3 separate regions of the Homo sapiens genome follow, and all the other regions are linked to region 1. Evidence: chromatin contacts called from ENCODE Hi-C or POLR2A ChIA-PET data. All regions are on one chromosome and are shown on one strand. Each heading gives the region's core, a stretch centred on a gene start or an enhancer-like site at or near the end of the contact. The rest is flanking DNA. Distances are from core to core; before and after follow the strand shown.

The links. Hi-C counts contacts between places; a loop is a spot of excess contacts on that map. ChIA-PET counts read pairs that join two places held with the same protein, here RNA polymerase II (POLR2A). Pooled maps may share reads with other maps.
Region 2: a map of PC-3 shows a loop between it and region 1 (4-fold over the local background). The contact joins the enhancer-like site here to the promoter of ELDR in region 1. A Hi-C loop is called at or near these places in 14 of 168 maps with a recorded cell type or tissue (Calu3, IMR-90, MCF 10A and 9 more), 2 of 37 single-sample maps with no recorded cell type and 4 of 50 pooled maps. POLR2A ChIA-PET finds 5 or more read pairs at or near these places in 3 of 52 experiments (BJ, OCI-LY7 and PC-9).
Region 3: a map of B cell shows a loop between it and region 1 (11-fold over the local background). The contact joins the enhancer-like site here to the promoter of ELDR in region 1. A Hi-C loop is called at or near these places in 16 of 168 maps with a recorded cell type or tissue (B cell, Caco-2, Calu3 and 13 more), 12 of 37 single-sample maps with no recorded cell type and 17 of 50 pooled maps. POLR2A ChIA-PET finds 5 or more read pairs at or near these places in 7 of 52 experiments (AG04449, HCT116, HEK293 and 4 more).

What each region holds. Positions count from the first base shown.
Region 1 is chr7:55,254,063-55,257,075 of GRCh38, reverse strand. It overlaps ELDR (EGFR long non-coding downstream RNA), which reads left to right and starts at 1,441. Exons shown (of 4, transcript NR_110426.1): 1 at 1,441-1,545; 2 at 1,658-1,889. RefSeq lists silencers at 1,405-1,454, 1,765-2,324.
Region 2 is chr7:55,028,926-55,031,938 of GRCh38, reverse strand. The region is part of intron 1 of EGFR (epidermal growth factor receptor); the gene reads right to left. Among named protein-coding and RNA genes, the nearest start is that of EGFR, 11 kb to the right of the region's middle. Within about 2 kb of position 1,455, at least 4 of the 41 ENCODE cell types and tissues checked have a DNase peak (open chromatin) inside an H3K27ac peak, as active enhancers do; they include PC-3 and PC-9, where a contact is called at or near this core.
Region 3 is chr7:55,072,525-55,075,537 of GRCh38, reverse strand. All of the region lies in intron 1 of EGFR (epidermal growth factor receptor), which reads right to left. Among named protein-coding and RNA genes, the nearest start is that of EGFR, 55 kb to the right of the region's middle. RefSeq lists enhancers at 980-1,149, 662-1,861. Within about 2 kb of position 1,462, at least 33 of the 41 ENCODE cell types and tissues checked have a DNase peak (open chromatin) inside an H3K27ac peak, as active enhancers do; they include B cell, GM12878, HCT116 and 7 more, where a contact is called at or near this core.

The DNA of each region.
Region 1 (3,013 bases), core at 192-2,691:
TTGTTACATGATAAGCACTTTATATACCTTAGACATTTTAACCTAAATCAACCCTAAAAGGCAAGGTTATTTTTTCTACTAAATTTCCAACAACTAGGTGAACTAAAAGTAGGTTGAAAGACCAATTCTTATGAAAGAATGATTGTCAAAAAGAAAAAGATAAATTCTTCTGAAGAGACGAGAGACATAGGAGCAACTCAGACAGGAAACTTTTAATGGGTTTTAATCCAGGGTTTACAATGTTTTGAATCTGCAATTCTGAAATCCAAAGCAGATCTGGAAATTGAATGTTTTTGGCAACAAATTGGGTGGCAAAATCTGAACTATTTGTAGCTCTGTGTGCTGACGAGCATTGTGAGTGCCCTAGAGGGGCATCAAGCTTTTGCCCACAAAATCCTTTCTTTCCTTGGAGCATCTCAGTGGAGTTGTGTTTTGAGAAATAGTGCCTGACATAAGTTCGGTATTGCTACGTAAGACCTCTTTATTGTTTTTCTGCATAACTTTGGATTTTCCAATTCAGTTTACTTTGACCCACTCTTTACAGTTTAAGCATGCCAGGTGGTAACTCGATGGCTTCGCATCTTAATGATCGCATCTATGTGCATAATTCTTTGGGGTTCGTGGAGCAGTTTCACATTCATTATCTTGTTTGGTCCTTAGTAAAACTCCTTCTTTATTTTCAGCACTGAAGAAGTGGAGTCTCAGAGGTCACACAGCTGGCATGTGGCAGAACCAGCCACGCCATGCCGCCATGCCGCTTTGAGGACCAGTGACCCTCAGGGACTTAGCAAAATGCCATCTTCAAAACAACTTGTCAAGATCCTCACGGGCAGTCAGTGTCATGTTTTATATCGCGTACAACCTGCAGCACAGGGCGCAGCAGGCGTGAGTGCCACTGTCTAGGGACTCTCCATACCCTCCAGCCTTCAGACGCAGGAACGGGAATCTCAGCCAGCTGTCTCCTCTGTCCCAGGTTTCTCTCCAGTCTCACCTGAGGTCGAAAAGTCCGAATGAAGTAGGTGATAGTCCATTGATCTGAAGGGCATAGTGGCTCATGGGATTTTGCTGAGTCTACACCAGGTGTCAAAGAGTCTGGTGCCCAAACCTTGGCAAGTGCACGTGACTGATTACCTCATTGTCAGAAAATGTGGGAGCCCGGCAGCGCTTGGGACCACCTGGCTCAGACTCTTCATTCCAGACCAGACCACTGAGGCCCGGGAAGCGGGGTCCACTTACAGGACGTCGGAAGGCAGTGGGCAGGAACTGGGCTCCTTCCTGCCGGGCCAGCTTTTCGGAGGCTGGCACTGGGGCTTCGGGACTTGAGGACCTGATCGCTGCGCAGGCCACGCGCCACCCGCAGAGGGCACCCGCGGTCCGCCGCGTTCCAGGGCGCGGGCTCTGGGGCTGGCCTCTCTGGCGCGCGAGGGTTTGCTGAGATTTAACAGAGGGCCGTTACACTCACAGTGTAAGAACAGACTGACAATTCCAGGGCGCTGGCTTTTATGAAAATAGGAAACGCCACGATGCACTCTAACGTGGAGATGGGTTCGTCTGTGACAAGAGGAAGCCTGTTTGAAAGGCAGATTTCGGGAAAATGTAGGGAGGCAAGAGCGTTGGCCGAGCTCCTCAGAAGTCCCTGAACAGTTCTGTTTTCCAGGGCGCCGTTCACACTGAGATGAGACAGGTGGAAAAGAGAGCTCGCCCTTCTTGCATTGTCACACGGAGCGGCCCTCTCCCTGTGCAGCGTGGAGTCCCCTGGGCGCGGGCGAGGCTCAGGCGGGACGCGGCGGAGACCGAGCTTGTCCCTGTGTGGACCCGGGCAACTGCCGGTGGGCGAGGCCTGGATGGTGGCCAGGCCGCAGCCACCCGGACGTTTGCGAGCGCCGAAGGTGGGCCTGGAGGCGGGGACCTGGCCCTGCGGGGCCGGTGCGTGCGGGGCCCGGCTGAGCCGCCGGCTCCACCGGCAGGGAACCCGGCTCCCGCCTTCCCGGCAGGGAACCCGGCTCCCGCCTTCCCGGCCACACCGGGAGTGTGTGAGGGGGGACCCTTGGCCGGCAGGGGGCGCTCTCGGCCACTCCATCCGCCCGGTCACCGCGGGATCCCGCTGCTCCATCCCGCCGGTGCCGCCGTCGCGCCTCCTCCCGCAGCCCAGCTCTGCCTCCGCCTTCGCTCCCCGACTCCTCCCTTCTCCCTCTCAGTCCCGCAGGGAAGCTGGGCTGGGCGAGAGGGTGTCTCCTGGGTCCACCGTGGAAGCCCGAGGCGCGGGTGCGGAGCCAGCCCAGGGCTGCCGGCGTGAGCTGCAGGGCTGGCCTGGTGCTCATCCTCTGCCCGGGGCGCGGGAAAGGCGAGGGACGCTGTGCTGGATCTGTGTGCTCAGTGGCCATGCGTCGGCCTCAGGACTGGGAACGAGGCGAGAGACACAGATGTGGGTGATTTCCCTGTGGAAGCTGTACCCGAGGCCGTGGGAGTGGAGGGCACTGGGCTGCGAATGGAGACAGGATGCCCCGAGGGCCCGGGAGCGGGAGGTGGAGCGGGTCCCAGACGGCAGGGGCTCGGAGTGGGAGGCAGCGGGACTGGGAGAGCCGCGCTGGGGCCGCAGGGGTGCGCAGGGAGCTTCCTGCCCTTTGCACCTCAGGCTCCGGGAGCTGATTTGTTTCACCTTGGGCAGGTGCAGGATCTGCGCTTGCAGCCACCTTACTTCGTGGGCTGTACCTGAGGTGACAGGCAGGGTCTTCTCTGATGAAGTTACCCACACGAGTCACCACGGGATGACGGTGAGCAGGTGCCACGGAAGGTAACACTGAGCGCATGCGGTTAAAGGACAAGAGGGAAAGGGTGAGGGCAGACCAACGGTCATTTTCACAACTCTTCTATGTTAGTCAGGGTTCTCTAGAGGGACAGCACTGATAGGATAGACCTATATATGAAGGGAAGTTTATTAAGGAATATTGACTCACACGATCACAAGGTGAAGTCCCACAATAGGCTGTCTGCAAGCTAAGGAACAAGGAAG
Region 2 (3,013 bases), core at 206-2,705, 230 kb after region 1:
TCCCTTGTCACCTAGTGAAAGAAGACAAGTGTGGGAGGAAAAAGAGTGCCCAATGTCTTCTCAATATTAAGTCAGAGGAATGCTAATATTTTCCTTTTCCAAAATGCGAATAAAAACAAAAAACCCCGAAGAATATAATATTGGCAACTCTCTTTGCCTTAGCACCCAATTCTCATCGGCTCCATCAGCAGAATTTAGGCCTTGAGTTCGTGACTACTTATCTCCCTGGCTATAGTTTGAATGTCTTGTTTTTGCAACTGAGCAACATTATGAACATTTAGTAGCCATTGCCCAAAGAATCTAAAAGCCTAGAATTCCTAGCCAAGACTTCAAGAACTCTGTCATGTGATAAGGAAAGATGGACTCAGATAATCACCCAAGTCTTCTGCCCTTCTGGGACTTTTCTCATTCAACTCTCTCCCTGACACCAGGCACGTCACTACTCTGCATCTAAACAAGAATCTCTAAAGGTGGAAAGTGAAGTGAAAAAGTAGGCAACTCACCTGATTCTTCATGTTGTCCCACTTCATCAAATTGCTGAACTTTCTGTTCTGCCTTGGCCAGGTAGATTTTTGTTGACTGAAGGTAAAATAATGATGCTTTTGCCCAAGTAACCTTTGCAAGACTTACAGGTTCAGTGGCTAAAGCCACCCTGAAATCAATATACTAACTGTCTGTTTACTGGAAGGGTTTACTTATTCAACAAGAGATACGTCATCACAGGCCTGAAAAATCGATGTGTTCTCCTGGCAATCCTCTCTAAACCTGCAGCACCTAGATAACAACTGGAGATCCATTGCTCAGCTGGAGTGCAGGACTTTTTCCTTTGCTACTTTATAATCATGAAATAGAAAATTGCTTTTGGGAAATTTCTGCCAGAGTACTGAAAAGTTTCCACTATGTTAGGAATAAACAATAACAAAACAGTTTCTTCCTTTCTTGTGGAGGAAAATGAACACTGCATTTTGAAATTTCTTCTGGGAGAGGCACATCACCGTCACTGAGAGATCTACTCACTGCCGCACTCTCCATTCCATTCCTTCAACCCAGAAAGTGCCTCCAAGTGAATAATTTGATGTGTGAAACCATCTCTTCTTAAAAGCCAATGCTTGCAAGTAAATCCCAGCCAGAATAGCTTATTACAAATGGTATGATATGGAAAATGAACACTCTTGGAGGGCCACACTGTTTCTTAAGTTTGTCTCTTTTTGTAAAAGCTGTTTCACACCCTAAAGAGGTTAAGTGTATGCCTTCATTTAAATCATAGAAATGAGTCTTACAAATCTATGTAAGGGAATTACTACAGCTTGCCATAGGCATTGCTAACTGACCCAACTGCTAAATCAAGTTGCCTTCTCCTTTCATTTTTTTTCTGCAAGTATTTATAGGTCTGGAAAATTTACAGAAGTTGATGACACAACGTTGAAAAGTCATACTTCTCATTTCTAAAGTAAATATTTTCAAGGCTCACAAATTCACTGCCCTGTATCTTATGGAATGGGCAGTTATAACACATACAGAAGAGACTTGAGTCTAAAAACTACTTCATAACAAAAAAGAAACCTGGGAAAGGAACCAAAACAGAGCAGAAATACACAGAAATATACAGAAATTGTGAGGGACATTAAGCATTAGTAACAGAAGTATAACAAATTTTGAGGAATACTTTATTTAGCCTTTGATTCACAAATAGAACTAAAAGTGATGGGGCATCCATAGCTAAAAAACCCAATGACGTCTTGAAGGAGGAATAAGTAACCTTGACCTGCATGTTGAGAGACAGTGCTGTGTAGCAGGAGAGCACCCAGTGCCCACTGATCACCAGCCTGGTGATTACGGACAACAGCAGAATCGCTCTGAGCCTGGGTCCCTCACCTCCCAATCTGGAAAGCTATCCCAATCCTGTGGGGTTGTAGGAGGCTGAGAGAGAAGAATGTTAAGGCATTGTGTAAACTATGAGGTGCTGTACAAATGCGAGGTGTTGTTATTATTATGACATCAATGTTTTAGCATCTAAATTATAGGGACAGCACACTTATTACCAGCATGTTTAAATACATATCTTGCATACATTTAGATTTGTTTTTAATTTTACAGATGTTTTCAGCTGGAAGGAGTCTGACGATCGTCTAGTTTAGCTGTTTTATGGAAGGTGAAACTGAGAGGGGAGACTCTAACCTGTTTTCTCTCCCCATTATAACTAACAACAAATTACAGAAAAAAATATGTTAAGCCGCGTACTAAGAAAAACTCCCTTAACAACACCACTTTTCAGGGAGCAATACATGTGTATGCATACTTGTATAACCATGAATACTGAGTGTGTTTGGTACTTTCTAACTTTTGAAAATTATATAGTATATTTTTACAGTCATTTGACAAAGTTTTTCATCTGCAGTCCTTTGCAAAGTTTCATTTCCAGTTATTTATAAAAATTTTTCTTTCTCTGTGAAGGCTAATTCATAACAGCTTGTAAAAAAGAAGGAGCGAGGAAGAGAAAGAAGGAAGGGAAGAAGAAAGAAAGCAAGGAAGGAAGAAGAAAGGGGAGTAAGAAAGAAAACAGGGCAATACACTATTCTCACTCATAAATGTCACCAGAAATTAAAAAAATCAAGAAACATCTATAAGGATAAGGTTTCTGATTCTCTATTAACATTGTAGCAAATTGAAGCCAAGAAAAAGTTCTATAGTGCACTCTATTTAAAAGCCTCTCAAAATTAGTACATTAAAAAACAACAGGTGACACAATAATTCTCCAATGACCACTTTTTTTTTGTTTTTTGACTGAGTCTTGCTCTGTCGCCTAGGCTGGAGTGTAGTGGTGTGATCTCAGCTCACTGCAACCCCTGCCTTCCAGGTTTAAGTGATTCTCCTGCCTCAGCCTCCTGAGTAGCTGGGACTACAGGCACGTGCCACCGCACCCAGCTGTTTTTTTTGTATTTTTAGTAGAGGCGGGTTTCACCATGTTGGTCAGGCAAGTCTCAAACTCCTGACCTTGTGATCCGCCCGCCTC
Region 3 (3,013 bases), core at 213-2,712, 180 kb after region 1:
TTCCTGTGACCTAATCTAGGGGGAAATTCAGATTGGTAAATTTGTTCCAAAACACATTGTTGCATTGTTGTGGTAGTGGTTGCTAAGTCCATTCCCCAGTGAATATATTCTGAAATTAGATATAAACTATCTATATTATAAAAGCCCTAAAACAGGAAATTCTGTCATGTTGGTCACAGCTCAATTAATAAAATGACCTCCATACAAAGAAGGGTTCAGAGTGAATGAAAAGTGGCCACCGGTGTGGAGGAAGCTGGAGGCCTTCACAGATAAGTTAGGCCCAAACTGTCCTAGGTAGTATCCTCTGGTTGGTGGAATTCTTTGAAACATTTTTTTTTTTTTTTTTAGCTCCTGCTTCAACTTTAATTTGCTCTGCCCTTTAGAAGAATGCAGGCTGCAACCGTGGCCCCTGCCCTGGCCCTGGCTGCCCACTGATGGTCTGGGCTACCTACACACCCTTTGGCCTTCTATTCAGTTACTTACAAATGCTCTTTAAAAGTCTTAAGAAGATGACAAAGTGATTTTACTGGTATTGTGAGTTATTTTAGTTGCTCTTATACTGATTTTCCATGAATGTGATTGTTTTAATAGTAACCTTTGCCAAAGATTTCTAAAATAGATTTCTAAAATACCATGCAATCTCAAGGTTCAAATTCTGGATGAAAATAATGTTTTGTTGAAATGATCTTCCAAAGAGAACACCGTGCTTGGTAATTAGAATGACAGGTTAAGCATTATTCTTCAACTACCATAAGGAAAAATAATCTTGTCTTTGCCACCTAATTGATTTGCTTACTAATTGATTTAAAATGTCCTTTCACTTTAATGAGTCTGTCTATTTACAGTGGTAGTTTATAAGGTTAAAGTATGCATTCCCAAATATTAGATATTCTTTAATCATGTCGTATATCCAAGTTGAAAACAGTAGGTATTTGGGGAGCAAGCAAGACGATATTTAAAATAATTAGGTATTTTTTAAAAATTCATATTATTCTCAAAAATAATTCTGGAAAGACTTCGGTGGCCTTTCACATTGAATGAGAGAATATGATGTCACCACTTACACTTTCTGTTTCTGTTTTATGTTCACAAACCAGGCCAGGGGGCCAGCTGTAAACCCACATTCTATTTTGATTACATTGTCATAACTTTCAGTTCTAACTGGAGAAAGCCAGAATTTAAATCTAGCCAGAGTATTAATGCTGCTCAACCAGGAGGGAAATGAAAGTGGGATCTCAGAGTGAACATGTGGTCCTTCCGAATTTCCTCCTGGACCTGGACAGGACTCATGGTCGAACCCGAGATCCTGAAACATTTTCACCGTGACTCAGAGTGAGCAGGAAGGGTGGGGCTGGCCTCTTTGTTTTCTCACAAGGTTAATAGCGTGTACCTTAGAATGAGCCAGAGCGCAGCAGGGGTAACAGCACATGGCTTAGCCTTCGCGAGGCAGATGTGGTGAATGAGCCGTTGAGACCGCCCCTGACAACGTCAGGCTGTTTGCAGTACCCATGGGCCTCGCCCTCTCCAGACTAGGGGAAGGGTGTGTCTGAGATGCAATCTAAGAAATGATCATTCTTTAAATTCTAAAGGTGAAGAGATGTAAACAGCATTTTAATTATAATTTGCCTAAAATGTGTTTCTTGTAGAGGATAGGCATCCCTGTGCACATGCAAAATCTTGGAAGAAAAATATATGTTGAGAAGGCTTGACTAAGGGACAGAACAAATAGCACGCTGGTTTTCTGTTTTCCTTAACGCTGATAAGGTCAGAAGAGCTGTGAATGTCTCTATGTAATTAACAGGGTGCAAAAGAACAGGAACGAGATTCAGGGGACTCCAGAAAGAACTTTAATTTCTGTTCCTTGGTTTCCTCATGGGACACATGGGACGAAGTATTAATAGCTATAAATGCCCATAACAACTGAGATTTGATAGTAAATTCCAAATTAAGTTAACACTTGAACTTTATAAAAAATACACACTTCATTTCCCTATGGGCCATATACAAAATGTGAGCTGCAATCAAAGTCCTGGCTAGGGAGTTTCTGGTAACGTGTCTGTATTATGGGATGTACACACTGAGAAAAGCATTGATCACTGCACCTGCAGAAGCCTTTCCAGCATGTGCCTCACCCACATACTGCCTGAAAGTCTTCTGAGAATCATTCTATAGTCACAAAAAAATCCCCTGGGAAGGTCCTACACTCATACCTATTTTACAGATTGAGGAAGTGGGTTGAGAGGCTTGATAACTTGTGCAAGGCAGCGTGGCTGGTAAGCAGACACTCTTCACAATTGCACTATGCTGTCTGCAATATCCAACTGCCCTTTCCTTGATCCGGCACATAGTTTGAATTGAGGGAAGTCTTTCAGTATTTAGAAAAATCACAGATGACTAAATGGTAAAATAGCAGAAACAATGAGTGAGAAGTTAGATATTTGCTTCATTCCAAGGGAAGAGAAACGACAAAGTAGTCAGGTAGTTAGCCAAAAGCTCAGCCTCCAAGAGCAGTCAGATATAGCAAAGCCTGAGAATTCCTTATCTAAAAGTAGTGAAATGTGAAAGGCTAACATGAGAAATTTCATCCTGATTATAAGGAAATTTTCCAGACAGTGAAGTGAATTGAACTGTAATCATGTACCTAAAAAGAAATCATGAAAGTCCTTTGTGTATGGCATTTTAGAAACTGACAAGCACACAGGAAAGAAGGCAGGTTCACTGACTCCAGACATCTTTCCATCTGCACTATCTTTTTAAGGATTACTTTAAGGACCTCAAAAGGAGACAAAACAGCAGACTGTTAAAAGCAGCCGTCAATATTTATCTAAACACAATGAAGCAACTGCTTGTGCTACGACAAGCAGTAATAAAATGATGGGACTACCACTGTTGGTCCTATTAGTGGAAACAATTAATAGAAAAATGGGCCAACATGAAACTGTTGGTAACTTTGTAAGGGAAAATCACTTCCCTAAAAAAGGGAACGGCATCAGCATCACCACTCATGAGAGCA